Linked DNA regions of Homo sapiens: all the other regions are linked to region 3. The links are chromatin contacts, found by Hi-C or POLR2A ChIA-PET in ENCODE. All regions are on one chromosome and are shown on one strand. Each heading gives the region's core, a stretch centred on a gene start or an enhancer-like site at or near the end of the contact. The rest is flanking DNA. Distances are from core to core; before and after follow the strand shown. Region 1 holds the start of PTRH2 (peptidyl-tRNA hydrolase 2). Region 2 holds the start of RPS6KB1 (ribosomal protein S6 kinase B1). Region 3 holds the start of PRR11 (proline rich 11). Region 4 overlaps VMP1 (vacuole membrane protein 1).

Region 1 (4,582 bases), core at 588-3,087, 550 kb before region 3:
AGAAGATAAGATCAGATTTGGCAGTTATATAATCAAGAAGCAAATTTACCGAATGTTAAACTAATGATACATCTATCATAATTCCATATCTCAAATTTTGTCACCTTGTTTCAAAGCCAAGCGTGAACAAATTTTCAAACTCAAAATAAGAAAAATATGTAAACTGACAAACTGATTTAACTAGCTATAGGTAAACTGGTAAAAGGCATCATGGTTCTATGTATATTTTCTTCTGGAATGTGACTCATAGAAATTAAACTGTATTAATCAATTGTAATCAAGTAGGATATATCCCTCAAAGGAAAAAAGTAACCTTCAGTGCCTTAAGATAATGTAGGCAAAGTAGTAAAATATAAAATTTCTACTCGAGAGAGTCACTTCATACCTACACAAATCAGTCACATTTGTCTAGGTACCACCATCCCTCTTCCACAGTAAAAACATAAGCTACAATGCATACAATGATGCCTAGTAAGTAAGTTTCTTCCTTTCATCATCTATGCTAAGAATACACAACTAAAATCAGAGCTAATGACAATACAATTACTAGGTAGTAGCAACTGGAATATTAAATTCTATCATGACAACACCAGAAACACTTGTACAAGCTTCTTCAAATGATCAATGTAATCTGTCCACAAAAATCTCTGACAAGCCCCAAAGTAGAAATGAAAGACGTTAACATTAGGATAAGGAGCGATGCTGCCAAAACACATCAACAGTGGCCAGTCTACGTGTATTATTAGATTTTTACATGGAGTTGCAGGTAAATAAAAGATGATTGTGTAAAATCTTCTGGAGGTCATAAGTAATCTAGCAGTGTGACACAGGGCCACATATGGTTTCTGGAATTTTAGAGATTAAGTCGACCTTCACGTTTTACTGCAAATACCTCCACTGTAATAAGATATAGAGGTCGGGGTTCAGGGGTTTGGAAAGGCAGACAACTCTTTTTCATTAAAGCAGTGAAAAATCTGAGAAGTTCCTCTCCAAGGGCTCTGCGGAGCGAAGGCCCATTCCCTTGGCTACCCTGTACCACCAGAGCTTTAGATGGCACTTGCACGCCTGGATTTCGTTTAGGAGCGAATACATCTAGCATCATGCGCCAGAGGTTCGGGAGAGCAAAAACCAAACTGACAGATCCTGAGAAATAGCTCAGTCATCAGCAGGGAAGACCTTCTCCACTTACTCCAAGGTCCTGGACATCCCGGGACTAAGAGGTTCTCTAAAGAAGCCTAGCAAGGCTTCCAAGTACGCGGAGAGGAGAACGAACAGCCCGGTGTCTGGGTTCAATGTCCGGGTGACCAACCATGAGAAGGTGTCCCAAATAACCTGGCTACCGCCAGCGTGAGACATCCAGGGTGAGACATCCAGTCAGCAGCGTCCTAAAACACTGCTGGAAGTCGGAATCACAGTGCCCCAGATCCGCAATGCCTAAGTGGGAGAGCTCCGGAAGACGCCAAGCTCTGAGGACAGCCTCAGGCTTCGGTCCCCAATTCCCTGAGTTAGTTTACCTACCCGCTCCGACCCCGGCTGCTCCGGATCTCAGGATCCTGGAAGCTGCTCCTTACGGACTCTCACACCCGCCGCTGGGCTCCAGACAACCGGAACCCGCTCACGTCACTTCCGGTCCGGTCCCTCTGCCCCCTGAGACAGCCTCCAGAAGGGATACGTTCCTCCCTCCTTTCGGCGAGCTCGGTTGATCCTCGCGGGATTTCAGTTAGGCTCTTAGTGCGGGCCCTGTGGGTGTGGCAAGAGGAAGAATGACTGCTCGCTTTGTGATTCTTGATCCGGAACTTGTCACCCAGGAACCCCGGAAGAGGTAGCTCACGCGATAGAAACGTGTTCGCTGCCCAGAAGAAGGGAAGGCGCGAGTGAGGAAAGGAGGTACTGTAGGTAGGTTGGTTGGCTCCTTACAGGGCGAAGGAGACCAATATCATTATTCATTTTCTCGCCAGTAGGAACGTTTCTTTTCACCTCGTTGCATTACCCACCTTCTTCATTTTCTCCTTTATAAACTGTCTTCCGCCCAGGGGCCGCTGAGCCCTCTGTTCCTGTTCTGCGAACCGTCCTTTGGAGGAAAGGAACAGGCTGCTGGGGAGGGGAAGACTCAGAATTTCTAGTTCCCAGCAAAGCCTCCAGGCAGGCAGTATCGATGCGCTCTCTCCGAAATTGATAAAATAGCGAGCAGGCCTCATACCCTCAGCTGGGCACTTATGAATATCCCCAGCGTTTCGAGCTGTCGAGCTCTGCGTGGAAAGAATTGGTTTCTAAGAATATAGTCGAAAATTTGGGGCCGGGCGCGGTGGCTGACGCCTGTAATCCCAGCACTTTGGGAGGCTGATGTGGGCGGATCACCTGAGGTCAGAAGTTCGAGACCATCCTGGCCAACATGGCGAAAACCCATCTATACTAAAAATACAAAAATTAGCCGGCGTGGTGGCGCGTGCCTGTAATCCCAGCTACTCGGGAGGCTGAGGCAGGAGAATGACTTGAACTCGGGAGGCGGAGGTTGCAGTGAGCCGATATCGCTCCATTGCTCTCCAGCCTGGGCGACAGAGTGAGACTTCGTCTCAGAAAAAAAAAAAAAAGAAAGAAAAAATTTCCCCCCTTTTTCACACAAAGAGATTAACTAGAGAGGTATTAATCCTTACTGACATACCCCAGGCACCATACTAGACTCTGGGAATATGTTATACAGGGAAAGTGGGGCAGTGGCTTAAGGGTCAGAGAAGATTTGGGAAAGGTTTGTTTGTTTTTTTCGGTTGTAAACTGCAGACCCGGCGCGGTGGCTCAGCCTGTAATCCAACACTTTGGGAGGCTGAGACAGGAGGATTGCTTGAGCCCAGGAGTTTGAGAACAGCCTGGGCCACATAGGGGGCCACATAGTGAGACCCTGTCTCTTAAAAAAAGATTAACGGGTGGAGCATGGTGCAGAAGGAGGTAATGGGATCAAGAGCACTACTGAAATGGGTTTACTGAGGCAGGGGAATTAGAAGGCACCAAGAAGAAGATTTTATAGGATGTACTTATTTTGTTCTGCTGTCATTGCCCAGAATTATTTATGAGACAAAGAATGGTTATTTGTTTTACCTTAGTCTTAGGCACTAGGCTTATTGATACGCTTGTCGTAAGTGTACAGAAAAAGAGACAGACATGTTGTTTTAGAGGAGTTAGATGATAATCTGATCAGATTAATATGAGATTAGAACATCCTAAAGAACAAAAATATGTGTTAATTTTAGCATTTTTATGATTAGACACTCCATTGAGATATGGGACATAATAAATAAACTTGGTAACTTTTGGAACTTTCACTGTCCTGTTTTTGATCTTATTGGGTTTTTTTTTTTTTTTGGAGACAGGGTTTTGCATTGTTGTCCAGCCTGGGGTGCAGTGGCACGATCATGGCTCACTGCAATTTCCACCTCCCAGCCTGAGGTGTCCTCCTACCTTATCCCCTGAGTAGCTGGGAGTATGGGCATGTGGCACCACATCTGGCTAATTATTTAAATTTTTTGTAAAGATGAGGTCTCACTGGGTTGCCCAGATTGGTTTTGAACTGGACTCGAGATGCTGCTGCCTCGACCTCAAGCAACTCCTTGAGGCCAGGAGTTCCAGACCAGCCTGGGCAACATAGCAAGACCAAGTCCATACAAAAATAAAAAATTTTTAAAAAATCAGGAGGGTGTGGTGGCATGCACCTGTAGTCCCATCTACTTGGAAGGCTGAGGTAGGAGAATTGCTTAAGCCCAGGAGTTTGAGGCTGTAGCGAGCTATGATCATGCCACTGAACTCTAGCCTGGGTGACAGAGGGAGACCCCTTCTCTTTAAAAAAAAATAAAGAAAAAGGCAACTTCTCTGTTTGATCCTCATATTTCTCATCTTTAAAATGAGGCTAATATATCTTCCTTTTTATGTGTTCATAGCAACAATAAATGAGGTAATGGATATAAAGGATTTAGTATGTTATCCAGCACATAATAGCTTCTCTATGTAGAGCAGTTCCTTCTCCAGATAGTACCGGAATGTAGTGTATGGGATATTTGGTTACTTTGCAGCCTAGAAATTATTTCAGAGAATCCTAATTGCTGACATTGCATATTTGTTCAGTTTGGAGTCTGGTTGTTAGATTATCAAAGAAAAGTCCTGCTGATATGTAAGCATCAAATAGAAACTTGGCCAGGCATGGTGGCCCATGCCTGTATCCCAGCACTTTGGGAGGCTGAGGCAGGCAGATCACTTGAGGTCAGGAGTTCGAGACCAGCCTGGCCAACATGGTGAAACCCCGTCTCTACTAAAAATACAAAAATTAGCCAGGTGTGGTGGCGGGTGCCTGTAATCCCATGTACGTGGGAGGCTGAGGCGGGAGAATTGCTTGAACCCGGAGGCAGAGGTTGCAGTGAGCTGAGATGGCGCCACTGCACTCCAGCCTGGGTGACAAAGTGAGATGCCGTCTTAAGAAAAAAAAAAGAATTCTCTGTCTTTGTCTCTTTTAGGGGGTGGGGGCTGTAAAGGCACTAGAACCATAAATACTATGTCTGTGCAGCCCTGTCACCGTATTTAGGCACTTGAGTGGAAG
Region 2 (4,214 bases), core at 1,543-4,042, 740 kb before region 3:
GCCTGTAATCCCAGCACTTTGAGAGGCCAAGGCTGGCAGATTGCTGGAGCTCAGGAGTTCAGGCCCACCCTGGGCAACATGGTGAAACCCCATCTCTACTAAAATACAAACAATTAGCCAGGCATGGTGGTGCGCGCCTGTAGTCCCAGCTACTCGGAAGGCTGAGGCACGAGAATCGCTTGAGCTCAGGAGGCGGAGGCTGCAGTGAGCCGAGATCAGGCCACTGCATTCCAGCTTGGGCTACACAGTGAGACTCCATCTCAAAAAAAATTAAAATAAAATAAAGTAAAAAGCCTGGTGGGGTGGCTCACACCTGTAATCCCAGCACTTTGGGAGACTGAGGCAGGTGATCACCTGAGGTCAGATGTTCAAGACCAGCCTGGGCCACATGGTGAAACCCCATCTCTACTAAAATACAAAAAAAGTAGCCAGGTGATGTGGCGCGCCCCTGTAATCCCAGCTACTTGGGAGGCTGAGGTAGGAGAATCGCTTGAACCTGGGAGGCAGAGGCTGCAGTGAGCCGAGATCGCACCACTGCACTCCAGCCTGGGTGACAGAGGAAGACCCTGTCTCAAAAAAAAAAAAAAAAAAAAAGCCAGGCGCAGTGGCTCACACCTGTAATCCTAGCACTTTGGGAGGCCGAGGCGGGCAGATTACGAGGTCAAGAGATCGTGACCATCCTGGCTAACACAGTGAAACTCCATCTCTACTAAAAATACAAAAAATTAGCCAGGTGTGGTGGCACGCGCCTGTAGTCCCAGCTACTCAGGAGGCTGAGGCAGGAGAATCGCTTGAACCCAGGAGGCAGAGGTTGCAGTGAGCTGAGATCACGCCACTGCATTCCAGCCTGGGTGACAGAGCAAGACTGTCTCAAAAACAAAACAAAACAAAAAAACCAGAAAGAAAGAAAAGAAAAGAAAAGAAAAGAAAAAGCACACAACTCAATACCCACTTTCTAAACCGTGTGATTTTGATTTAGTCTTATTTGATTATGAAAAGAACAGTATTGGTCAGGTATGGTGGTTTATGCCTATAATCCCAGCATTTTGGGAGGCCGAGGCTGGTGGATCATTTGAGGTCAGGAGTCCGAGAACAGCCTGGCCAATATGGTGAAACCCTGTCTCTACTAAAAATACAAAAATTAGCCAGATGTGGTGGCGCATGCCTGTAATCCTAGCTACTTGGGAGGCTGAGCCATGACAATCGCTTAAACCCAGGAGGCTGAGATTGCAGTGAGCTGAGATCGCACCATTGCACTCCAGTCTGGGTGATAGAGTGAGACCCAACTCAAAACAAAACAAAAGAAACAAACAAGAAGAACAGTATTATTTTAGGCCACTTAGTTTCTTAAAGTGTTCAAAATTCTTTATATACATCATCTCAATCTTTTGTCAACAGTAGGGCAGGTGCCAGAGGAGAAAAACTGAGGGTGAGGCAAGGGAAAGGAAGCCCCTGTGTAATTAGAGCAAACATCTGACGTCATTAACCCATGTATTCAACTAGACATTGGAATTTAGATGCTAAACTACCAAGAGGTTATCAACTGATGATCATTTGGTCCAGGATCAGTGATTTAGTATGACAACATTTTTGAACTTCAGGTGCAATTTGTCATTTTTTGATAAATTTATCTAGGGAAAAAAAAAGTTATTCCATAAAGATTAACAAACCACTAAGCCAGCAGGGTGAAACCAAGCTATGCATTAGGAAATACAATTCTAAATTTAGCACCCTAAATTACAGCAAGGAAAGCCCTCATACCACCATTCACAAGTCTCTGTTCAGGCAACTTATTTCTGGCAAGCTAAATCAAGGCTGTCAACTGGTTTTTGGTTTTTTTTTCCACCTCAAAATTACATTAATTATTCTGAAAAAAATACAGACATCTTCAACTTGGGGAAAGGTTACAAGTGCCGTGTGTCCTTATAAATGCTTATTTTAAAAAGTCACACGGAAGGGGGTAAAAAAAAAAAAGCAAACAAACAAACCCTGGAAGATTGGAAGATGCAGCAGAGCCCCCTTGCTCCCGAAATAAAACTCCTGGTGGCTGTAACAGCAGCGGCAGTGCTACTCCCGACAGAAGTTTTCAGCTGTCACTTCTAACAGCTGAGCGCTTCCTAGGAGAGAAGCGACAGGCCGAGAAGAGAGGTGGTTGTGGGAGGTCTGAAGATTCAATACTTGAAATTCTAGACTCGAAGGGAAACCCTCCACACTTCGCCTGCACTTACGGGACACCCAGCAAGAGCAGCCCCCGTCTCCCCAACACACGCTCACGCCACCCGCTCCCCGCCACACTCAAGTCCAACAGCTCGAGGAATCGACCACGCGCCCGTTCTCTTTCCCTCTTCAGATCGCTCGGGGCTGCGCTGACCTGGGGCTAAGGGTGCGACCTGCACCTGCGAGCCCCGCAGAGGCCTCACACCTAGGGCCATGACCGCCCCGCCCGCTCCCCTGTCTCAGGCCGCGCGACCCTCAGCTCCTCAGGAGCCCCCCTGGGTCTCCACGCTCTAGGACACACCGCGCTTCCTGAGCCCGCGCCGCCGCCCCGGCCCTGTCACCTCGGGCCCCCGGGGACCCCGGGCCTCACCCCCTCCTCCAGCTCATCCTCAGAGCCCGCGTCCTCTGGCTGGTCCAGGTCTATGTCAAACACTCCTGCCATGTCCTCAGCTTCCCTGTCTCGGAAGTCCGGGGCTGGGTAAAAGCCGTCCCGCCTCCTTCGTCGCCTCATGGGCCCGGACCCGCCGCAGCCACCACAGCCGCTGCCGCCATCACCGGCTGCTTAGGCTCAGTGCGTCTGCGCCTAGGCCTTAGACTGGCTCCTAAAGTTCAGCGTAGGAGCATGCGTACAGGGTTCCGTGAAGCCAAACAGTGGGCAGTGGACATGCGCAGAACTATCGGCAGGATCCAGGCGCTGGCAGAAACATGCGCAAAACACCAGCCGAAGTCGCGCTTGGAGGACTAGAGCATGCGCATTGTCAGCTGGAGCGTTCGGTGGACAGTGAGCATGCGTACCATATCTGAAGTTCGTAAATTGAAATTGAACATGCGTAATTAATCTTTCTGAATAGGAAAAAATATATACACAACAAAACTCTCCGTTTATGGAACATGCGCATTTGTTCTCAGTAAGTTTTTCGTTTTGAAAGTGAGCATGCGCATGGTGAGTAGGTTGGTCCGAAGTTTGAACCGGACAGAAGCGCTGGTCGGCGTCTGGCGGTGAGTCGGGTTACGTGTGGAGAACTCCTGGGGCCCGTGGGGAACGGGGGACCTTTTGGCTTTGCTCTTTACTAGTTCTGTGGCCTTGGAAAAGTCAATAACCTTTCAGAGCCTCAGTTTCCTTATCTGTAAAATGAGGATAATAATAAACCTACTTTGCCGGTTTGACATTTTAAGCACAGAGTCTGTCTCACAACCCACGGCTCATTTCCAGTGCTGCATAGACCTGATGTGAAGTCTTTATCAAAACTTGTCTTTTCCTAGGTAAAAATAATGAGGAACTGCTCTAATGTTTCTTTTGCTTTCTTTCTTTTTCAAATGGAGACAGGGTCTCGCTGTGTTGCCCAGGCTGGTCTGGAATCCCTGGGCTCAGGTGATCCTCCCGCCTCGGCCTCCCAAAGTACTGGGATTACAGGCATGAGCCATTGCGCCCGGTTAATATTTCATCTGGTTTTCTTTCTCCAAGCTGCATCTTTCTTGCTGTCCTACCTGAGCTAAACACAAAATCTTTCTTACAGGTCTTACTAAAGTTACCAGGCTAGACTAGTGGAGAAAGCGTAAGCTATTATTTAGAAGAGAGAAAATTAATGTTAATTGAATGTACAATGTTGAGCACACTTCTGTGTTCTACATGTTCATGTGGTGTGAAGGGTGGTACTACTAATTTCTTCAATCAGCATTTGTTTTGTCTTGTTTTTATTTTTTTAATTTTAATTTTTTTTTTTTCTGGAGACAGGAGGATGTCACTTTGTCACCCAGGCTGGAGTGCGGTGGCAAGATCTTGGCTCACTGCAGCCTGGACCTCCCAGGCTCAGGGGATCCTCCCACCTCAGCCTCCCGAGTAGCTGGGACTGCAGGCGCACACCACCACGCCAAGCTAATGGTTGTATTTTTTGTACAAACAGGGTTTTGCCATGTTGACCAGGTCTGGAACAGCCAGGCTCACGTGATTCTCCCAACTCAGCCTCCCAAAATGCTGGGATTACAGGTGTGAGCCA
Region 3 (4,639 bases), core at 1,584-4,083:
CTTTCTGTACGTATGTACAAATATATACATACATAAATTTTTTTAGTTTTGGATTGAATAGATTTAGTTGCAGACATCATGATACTTTACTCTTAGATACTTTAGCTTTTGTTTTCTAACATAAACATGGAAATTTTCCAACAAAACCACAATCAGTCAGGAAATTTAACCTTGTTATGAAATGATCTAATAAACAGCCCATATTCGGATTGCCCCAATTGTCTCAATATCCCTTATAGCTTCTCCCACCCTGGTTCCACATGCATTTAGCAGTAGTGTCTCTTTAGTACCCTTTAATTCATAACAATTCTCCAGCTTTTTTATTTATGTATTTGCTTCTTCATATTTATAATTTTGAAGAGTCCAAGTCAGTCGTTTTGGAGAATGTTTCTTAGTTTGGGTTTGCTGAGTGTTCCTTCAATGATTCTCCTGCCTTCAGTCTTTCTCCTTGCCAGTTCATTTTCCATACCAGAACTGATACTTTAAAACAAAATGAGATCTAGATATTCCCTTGCTTAAAAGTATTTGAAGGTTCCTTTACTCACAAAATTAAATTCCTTAGCATGCCTTTCAAAACTTTTCACAACTTAGCTCTAATGGCCCTTTGCCATAGTCTCTTCTAGTGACTAGCGGTTTGTACTTCCAGGTATACTAAACACCAAATACTTTCTGTTTCTTTCTATCAGCCTTTCCTTCTGTTTAGAGTATCCTCTTCCAAGTCAACTTATACCTAGCCTTCAAGATTCTGTTATTTTATCTTATAGATATTAGTTGAGTGCTTATAATCCACCAAGTACTATGCTAGGTGCTGGCATACAATCCTGAACAACACCAACATAGTCTTTGTCCTTCTAGAATTTTTTTTTTTTTGGGGGGGTGGACAGAGTCTCGCTCTGTCACCCGGGCTGGAGTGCAGTGGTGTGATCTCAGCTCAATGCCACCTCCACCTCCTGGGTTCAAGCGATTATCCTGCTTCAGCCTCTTGAGCACCTGGGATTATAGGGGCGTGCCACCACACCCGGATAATTTTTGTATTTTTAGTAGAGATGGGATTTTGCCATGTTGGCCAGGCTGGTCTTGAACTCCTTACCTCAAGTGATCCGCCCGCTTCATCCTCCCAGAGTGCTGGGATTACAGGTGTGAGGCACCATGCCCAGCCTCCTTACAGAATTTATACTGGCTGAAATGTCATCTCTTTTGCACTTCTATAGCACTTTATACACATCTTTATTATAAAATGTATTACATTTCATTGTAATTTTTGCTTGTATGTTTGTCATCCTGCTGGACTGTGAGCTTTTCAAGGGTGTGACAAATTTCATTCATCTTTGTTTTCCCAGCATCTAGAATACAGCAGGAGCTAAATAATGTTTCATTCAATAAAGAATGAAAAGAAGCATTCCTGCTAAGTGTTAGCTAGCAAGTGTTATTTTAGTTAAGGAATATATTCTAATATTGTCAAATTCTCTTGGTTAGGGAGGTTTTTACTTCTTCATATCATACCACATCTTCATATGGCTAAAAGATGGGTCTAAAGCTATTTTCCAATAGGAAGATGCAATAAATAATACAGTAAGAATTACAGTCTTTTGCAGGAGTTGGCGCTGCTGCTTCTGTGAAAACTCCACCCAATGATATGAAAAGTTCTTTGCGGCCGAGCGTGGTGGCTCACGCCTGTAATCCCAGCACTTTGGGAGGCTGAGGCTGGTGGATCACGAGGTCAGGAAATCGAGACCATCCTGGCCAAGAGGGTGAAACCCCGTCTCTACTAAAAATACAAAAATTAGCCGGGCGTGCTGGCGTGCGCCTGTACTCCCAGCTACTCAGGAGGCTGAGGTTGTAGTGGGCCGAGATTGTGCCACTGTACTCCAGCCTAGGCGACAGAGCGAGACTCCGTCACAAAAAAAGAAAAAAAAAAAAAAGAAAGAAAGAGAAGAAAAGTTCTTTGTTCTGGGGTACTTTCAAAGCTGTAGCAGCAACGGAAATGACTGTTGCATTTCATTGCCATCTTCCTAAAACACATTTTTATGGAAGTCTCTTGCGCTCCTCCACAAATAGCCTTCAATTACTTAATTTCCATTAGCAGTCCAATTGATTCTTCTTGAACACCCATAGCACTATTTCTGGGTACTTGCTTTTTTTAAATTTTATGTTTTATGCTTTTTTTTTTTTAAGCATTGCTGTTTTTGTTCTGTCTTGTTTTTCCAAAGAGACTGCAGCTCCCTAAAGTCTCATCCCGCACAGTATTAGGCACTCAGTAAACAGGACACGCATTTAAAATTGACACTCTAACAGCATGCCAGACAATATCGAGTAACATAGTAATATTCCCAGTCAAGAAATGTACCAACTTAAACTTTAATGTGCATAGAAATCACTCAGGGAAATCTTGTTAAAATGTATATTCTGATTTAGTAAATTTGGGTGGAGTCCGATAATTTGCATTTGTAACAAGCAAACAAGAGATGCGGATGCCGCTGATCTGTGGACTTGCATTGAGCAGCAAATATGTAAAGAAATGTTCAAAAGGAAGGCAGATGCTTTGCTCCAAAACGTATCTTGCGAAGTGTTAATTAAATAGAAGTATGGTTAAGATGAAGCCAGGCCGAGCACTTCTTCCCCAGCCCCAAACCTCCCCTTCCTCCTTTCCATTTCCCCTTCGTGTCCAGCCAAAGTCCCCACCTCCCTAAACCATAAAAACACAAGCAGCAACAGGCCCAGCTACTCAAGACGCGAGCTCAGATAACAAAGAAATAATCGTTCCTGCACTTACTAGTCTAAGAGCCGGGGGAGTCGATGGAGTCCGGGCTGTGGCCTCTCCCACGCCATAAAGAAAAATTCAAAATTAAATCCTTGTCAGGGAGAGGCCAATCGTAGACACGGTCTCTGCACGATTCGCTCTTCGGATGGTGTAGGAGCACAGCCCGGCTTGTGATTGGCTGAGATAGCACAGAGCTCCAGCCAATCAGAGCTGAGGCGCTTCTGGTATGAATAAGGAGAAGGCGGGAGAGAAGGGGAAGGAAAGCCGGAGGGGAAAGAAGGTGTGTTACGTCCCCTCTGCTGTCGGTGGAAGCTCTGGTGTGATTGGTTGGCTCTTCTTCCAATTGCACCAATCTCAAGCTCTTCTCTGCAGAGCCCTAACTACAAAATTGAAAGTAGAGAGGAGGGGGCAGCCAATGGAAAAAAAAATTTGCACAGCAGCCAATCCTCCTGCGGCGTTTTGTGCCTTTGCCCAACAGGAAAATGTGTCTCATGCAGAGGGGCGTTACCCAGTCTCCAATGGGCGGGAGCCGGTGGAACGGAGGAGCCAATGAGTGCGAGATGTTGAGTGACAGCTGTCCAATGGAGGCCCTCCGTGCTAGTACGGCTTGCGGCTTAAGCGCCGCCGCGGTCTGCGGAATGTCAACTATTCAACATGGAGGCGGAGGTCGATAAGCTGGAACTGATGGTGAGTGCAAAGTGAAGGAGATCTACTGGGTAGTTTATTTTTCCCCCATGGCCTCGGAGGTGGGGCACAATTTGGAGTCGCCGGAAACTCCGGGCGGCGGAGGCTGGACCAGAGTCGAGTTCCCTCCTCCTGCACCAAAGGGAGCCGCCACCGTCTGGTGTCTAAACCGCCTCGGGTAAGGGGTTACATCCGGGAAACTCGTCAGGGAAATGGCGGGAGATGCTGAGGGTGCGGGGCCTTTGGAATTCCTTGTTCCTTGCCCTCACCTTTACACCCCTTACGAAACTGCGCCGGGTGCAGACCGCATTCTGTGTTTGTACCAAAAAAGATGTGAATGGAACGGTCCCTAAGCGTCCCAAGAAGGGAGAGGTGGTTCACACTCCAAGAAAGGGGAACGGAGGGTGGGGTGGGGAATAAACTGACGGGGGCGAGGAGAAATCCCTGTAGGGCCAACCCGCTCACGTTCTAAAAGGCGGGCCGAGAAAGTCTGAGAAAGGATGCTAGACTTGTATGCACAACTTCCTAACGGCCAAGGAACCCGTTTCTGTTTGATCCGGAGGTGGCAAACCGTGGGTGAGGGAAGAGGTGTGAGCGAAGGGGATCGTAACCACGAGCTCCGCTCCCGGAGCGCGGGCGGGATTGAGACAGGAAAGGCATCCTGCTCTGGAGTTGTGCACTTTCATTCATCTGTGAAAGTAGAAAACGGGGGCGAAGAATTGGAAAGCACTCCCGTTGTTGCTGGCGTGTTTGGCCTGCTCGGGGGGCGCCCAGCTGGGGGGCTGTCCTAGTTTTCTTTAAGGATCCGTCCCTCACTTGTTCTCTTTATTCCCTCCCTCCCATCCTTAGATTACCAGCTTGATCGCCCGCGCTTTTTTCCTCTTAGTGTCCTTGTTCTGTCTTCAGCCCTTTTCGTTCAGCATTATCTTTTTTTTCTTTTCTTTTCTTTTTTTTTTTTTTTCCCAGGTTGGGCTGCTTTCCTTAAAAACCTGGACTTTGGAGGAAGCGCCTGCCACTGAGCTCCTGTCTTTTTTTGTTTGTTTGCTTGTCTGTTAAATACGATTGGCCGGGCGCGGTGGCTCACGCCTGTAATCCCGGCACTTTGGGAGGCCGAGGCGGGCGGATCAAGAGGTCAAGACATTGAGACTACCCTGGCCAACATGGTGAAACTCCGTCTATACTAAAAATAAAAAA
Region 4 (4,502 bases), core at 422-2,921, 630 kb before region 3:
TAGAGCTCCTGACTTTGTGATCCGTCCCCCTCAGCCTCCCAAAGTGCTGGGATTACAGGCCTGAGCCAACGCGCCAAGCCCAAAACTATTTTCTACTCCAATGTGCAAAGCAACCTAACAAGAAAAACCTTAAATATTTATTCTTTTTTTCCCTGCTAATGACTGGACTGCATTAACCTCGTATTTTCATTTGAAAATCATCTTGTTTCAATGATAATTGCTTTGTCATCAAAACAAATAATTTTTTTAAATTTAGTTTGATGACTGACAGCATGGCTAAAACATAAACAATTTCAAACTTCATTATTGTATATTTTTTCCTGTGAGGAATAACTAGCTTCCACATTTTTTAGAATGTTTTTCTTATTTTGTTACAAAAGTGTAAGCCGAATAAAAGAAATTTTTAGGAGGTCGAGTTTAAAAGTTTTCACTAAATTAATTAATTAACTAATTAATTAATTATTTTTGAGACAAAGTTCACTCTGTCACCCAGGCTGGAGTGTAGTGGCACGATCTCGGCTCACTGCATCCTCTGCCTCCCTGGTTCAAGCAATTCTCTTGCCTCAGCCTCCTGAGTAGCAGGATTACAGGCACCTGCCACCATGCCCCACTAATTTTTGTATTTTTAGTAGAGATGGGGTTTCACCATGTTGGCCAAGCTGGTCTCAAACTCCTGACCTCAGGTGATCCACCCGCCTCAGCCTCCCAAAATGCTGGGATTACAGTCGTGAGCCATTGTGCCCAGCCTAAATTTATTTTTTAGATAAGTAAGTCTAGCTAAAGGTGACAAGGCTAAATACAGAAATGCGCATGTAAAAAGAAATGCACTTGGGAATGTATGTTGAGAAGACAAGTTTCCCACTGGCCATTCATTTAACAGCTTGCATCACATTGCAACTATCTTTCCTTGTTGATAATATGGGAATGAGTTAAAGAAATAGAAGAAATTAAAAGGGAGAAAGATTAAAGTCTGCGAGTGAGGTGGCAAAAGAGTTCAAAATAAAGTAAATGCTTCTAGAGAAAGCAAGTAAAAGGGGGCACGAAGAATTCCACTATAAATCATGCTAAGTGTGCTTAGACATCACAACTCCAGAATTACTCTAAGTGCTACCTTTTCTTGATGAACAAAGTGCAAGTAAGTGACCTTTGGTACCGACACCTAACTGTGCGAATAGTCAAAATATCCTGTAACAGAATCCATCAAGACCACTTAAAATTGCTTAATTTTGATGGTACTTTGTGATAAAATCATGAGCCAACTGTGAAAGACTATCTACCAGGCCCGCCTTTTCAAAAACTAAACATTATTGGGTGTGGTTGGTTGATTATGAAAAGAGAAACTACACTAATTCTTGGTAGTTTTGACAACGCCTTTAATGATAAAGAAGTGTGTTTAACATGTGTCTCTCATGTTCACTATGGTAAAGTTGATCAGTTTAACTCTTTGCAAACAAGCAAGAGATCCTGCAAGCAGGAAGCTTTTCTGTGGAACTCCTGACGCAACACAAACCATAACAGTTACTGCAAAGCTTAATGCAAACCCTCTAGAGTCCACGCTGACAAATTCTTTAACAAGCCCTGTGGTTACAGGGAAGCTGGTTTCACTGTGACTCACTCCTGCTCAAACAGTTTACTGGAAATGAAGGGGAGGGGGAATTTTCAGAGAAGTCATGTGATGGCCAGACAAACCACAACCAGTAAAGGTTCATCAGAGTCAAAAACAGGTCCCAGCAACAACTGACACCCAGAGTCTTCAAATGGTACTAAAGTGTATGAAAATGTGTCCTGTTTAGTTTCAGATCATCTACACCATAAACTCTTTCATGAATCTGTGTATGTAAAGGAAAAACTTCACAGCAGGAAAAACCAGCAGGCATTGACATGGTGTAGGCAACTGCAACCGCACACACTTCATAGGAAAATGTGCTTAAAAGAGAATAGCATTAGTGGAATGCCAAAGCACTTTCGTGAGTATTTAAATAATCTTATCAATTCCTTTCCCATAGTCTTTAAACTCAAATGATCAAACACATATTCTATCATTATCAAAAGAATCCTTCACTTTGACCCTATAGTTTGAAAAGGGATGTTCGCTAGATAAATGTCTATTTTGTTTTACTGCATTAAAAAAAAGGCATTGGCCATAAGAATGAGAACTACCATTACAACTAATAAACTGTTTTTTGGTTTTATATTTTCACTAGTAAAATAATGTAAATAACTCAAAACTTCTGAATAGGACAAAGATCCTATTAAGCTAAAAAATAAGATTTTTTTCAGCCTTAAATTTAATAGAAATTAGTAAGGTAAAAGATACTAGTATTAAAACTTAATTTGGGGATTTAGCTTCAACATACAGAGTAGGTAGCAATTATTGATTATTAATTACATTAATTACTATAGTCCTAAATAGAACCTAAAAATGTTCCCTTAAAAAAAGATTAAATTCAGAAACTATAAAATAGCCTTTGAGGAAATATTCAACCTAAAATGGTCGGCAGACTCATGAACGATACTCAACAGAAAGACAAGCTAATTGATATGAAAATAGAGGAAAAAAACTGATATTCTTTTTTATCTTTTTTTTTTTTTTTTTTGAGATGGAATCTCACTCTGTCACCTAGGCTGGAGTGCAGTGGTGTGATCTCAGCTCACTGCAACCTCTGCCTCTCGGGTTCAAGCGATTCTCGTTCCTCAGCCTCCCAAGTAGCTGGGATTACACATGCCTGCCATCATGCCCAGCTAATTTTTGTATTTTTAGTACAAAAAATTTTGTATTTTTACAAGGTTTCACCATGTTGGTCAGGCTGGTCTTTAGCCCCTGACCTCAAATGATCCACCTGCCTTGGCCTCCCAAAGTGCTGGGATTACAGGCATGAGTCATCATGCCAGGCCCCGATATTCTTTGAAAAGGTGAAGTTTTAAGACTTTTACATTTCTGATTTAATTTTAAATTTCCTATTCTGATAGCAATAATAAGAAGTAGGAAATTTCACATAGTCAGCAACCTAACACTGTGAGAAAGAATCCAAGTAGCAGGTCATTAAAACAGATGACATTTAGGAAAGTAAACTTATTCAAAACATATTCTTGTAAGTAAATATGTACCACAACGTTTCTACTCTATTGTGTAAGCTTTAAATACAAAAATACCACAACCACTCCCGGACTCCTCCATTATTTCAGTAATACTGGCTGCCCTAATTTTTCAGGATACATCATGCAAATAAGTTCTTTTATTTTTCAAATTATTTTATTCCTAAAGTATCTTTAATTTTTCTTTTTGGTTATACAGCTTATAGAATAAACAAGTCACAAGAATCTTCATTTGTTTCTAAAGTATATAATTTTACAAAAGTTGTTTTACTCAATGTGAATTAAAATTTGCAAGTCTAAAAAAATAAAAAAATTTTAAAAAGTAAAAAAATTTGCAAGTCATTTAACTTGGTGTCTTTTATATTATCTTCAGATGACAATTGCTCTCAGATGACTATTAAACTCAAAGATGCAATACAGTTAAATCTTCCTTTCTTTGTAAAATTACTGTTGTTCAATTACATTTTACAGCAAAATAAGACTGAATATTAATGGACATGTTTCATGTAATGCTACACTTTTTCTTACTGTTATTTCATCATCTATTCAAAGTATCCACTGCATGAGTAGTATGTGTAACAGTAGGCAGGCATTGTTGAAAATACAAACATTTTTAAGCCCCCTTCTTAAGGAGTTTAGACTCCTGGAGAGATAAGAAAAGTCTATAAATAGTTTTAAAAGAAGGTAGAATGTGATAAGTGACACAAGAAAGACATAGCTGGGCTGAGATAGGAATTCAGAGACAATTTGAGAGGAGTGAAGGGGGTGAGGTAGGGGTAGGAAGGGAATCATAAAATAGTTCACAAAGAAGCCAGCAGCACATAAATTGAAAGGTAAGAAAACTGAAAAAGTAGACATGCAGATGGGAAGAAATGACACACTAGGCAAAGTTACGAAAAAGAACAATACCGCATAGTGGTGGAGGAAAAAGTTAAATTATTCCAAATGATCAGGCTAGTAATTTTTAAACTTAAAAACTTCAGAGTTCTTTAATTAAAAGAAATCTCTCTCCCTCTCCCTTCCTCCCTCCAATCTCTCTCTCTCTCTCACACACACACACACACACACACACACACACACACACACACACTCTTTTTGATGGGTATTCTGGCAGTTTTTTAAAGTTCAACTTGAAAACCATCAATACAGAGGATAAAAAACTGTTAAAGGGAAATCAGAAGTAGTCGTAGGTTGGGGCCAAGTAATGAAGAAAACTGGGTTAAATAGTTTAGATTTCACTCTATACACAGTGGGAGGCATCACAGATTTTTGAGCAGCAATGTTTCATAAGTAGAGATATTTTTCAGAAAATTATTTTTGTTACTTTGTGTGGGAAAAGATTGGGATAAAAAACTAGTAAAGAGTAGACCTACTAGCAAGCTGCTGGCAATATTTAGGTAAGGGTT

The links. A loop is a pair of places that touch in the nucleus more often than their neighbours do. ChIA-PET counts read pairs that join two places held with the same protein, here RNA polymerase II (POLR2A). Pooled maps may share reads with other maps.
Region 1: a map of CD8-positive, alpha-beta T cell shows a loop between it and region 3 (13-fold over the local background). The contact joins the promoter of PTRH2 here to the promoter of PRR11 in region 3. A Hi-C loop is called at or near these places in 4 of 168 maps with a recorded cell type or tissue (B cell, CD8-positive, alpha-beta T cell, endothelial cell of umbilical vein and 1 more), 3 of 37 single-sample maps with no recorded cell type and 16 of 50 pooled maps. POLR2A ChIA-PET finds 5 or more read pairs at or near these places in 2 of 52 experiments (Caco-2 and activated CD4-positive, alpha-beta memory T cell).
Region 2: a loop to region 3 is called in a map of OCI-LY7, with 7 times the contacts of the local background. The contact joins the promoter of RPS6KB1 here to the promoter of PRR11 in region 3. A Hi-C loop is called at or near these places in 1 of 168 maps with a recorded cell type or tissue (OCI-LY7), 4 of 37 single-sample maps with no recorded cell type and 16 of 50 pooled maps. POLR2A ChIA-PET finds 5 or more read pairs at or near these places in 2 of 52 experiments (Caco-2 and activated CD4-positive, alpha-beta T cell).
Region 4: a loop to region 3 is called in a pooled map, with 6 times the contacts of the local background. The contact joins the enhancer-like site here to the promoter of PRR11 in region 3. A Hi-C loop is called at or near these places in 1 of 37 single-sample maps with no recorded cell type and 7 of 50 pooled maps. POLR2A ChIA-PET finds 5 or more read pairs at or near these places in 3 of 52 experiments (Caco-2, HEK293 and PC-3).

Annotation. Positions count from the first base shown.
Region 1 is chr17:59,704,685-59,709,266 of GRCh38, reverse strand. PTRH2 (peptidyl-tRNA hydrolase 2) reads left to right here and starts at 1,837. Exons shown (of 2, transcript NM_016077.5): 1 at 1,837-1,896. It overlaps VMP1 (vacuole membrane protein 1), which reads right to left and starts at 1,613. Exons shown (of 12, transcript NM_030938.5): 1 at 1,519-1,613. RefSeq lists enhancers at 1,508-1,567, 1,368-2,023.
Region 2 is chr17:59,891,699-59,895,912 of GRCh38, reverse strand. RPS6KB1 (ribosomal protein S6 kinase B1) reads right to left here and starts at 2,792. Exons shown (of 15, transcript NM_003161.4): 1 at 2,588-2,792. The coding sequence starts at 2,728. TUBD1 (tubulin delta 1) reads left to right here and starts at 2,970. Exons shown (of 9, transcript NM_016261.4): 1 at 2,970-3,216. RefSeq lists a silencer at 2,375-2,574 and an enhancer at 2,765-3,044.
Region 3 is chr17:59,153,940-59,158,578 of GRCh38, reverse strand. PRR11 (proline rich 11) reads right to left here and starts at 2,833. Exons shown (of 10, transcript NM_018304.4): 1 at 2,774-2,833. SKA2 (spindle and kinetochore associated complex subunit 2) reads left to right here and starts at 3,393. Exons shown (of 4, transcript NM_182620.4): 1 at 3,393-3,448. The coding sequence starts at 3,416. RefSeq lists enhancers at 1-347, 2,656-2,705, 3,366-3,605.
Region 4 is chr17:59,783,785-59,788,286 of GRCh38, reverse strand. The region is part of intron 7 of VMP1 (vacuole membrane protein 1); the gene reads right to left. Among named protein-coding and RNA genes, the nearest start is that of MIR21, 55 kb to the left of the region's middle. RefSeq lists enhancers at 1,367-1,846, 4,122-4,502. Within about 2 kb of position 1,671, at least 30 of the 41 ENCODE cell types and tissues checked have a DNase peak (open chromatin) inside an H3K27ac peak, as active enhancers do; they include PC-3, where a contact is called at or near this core.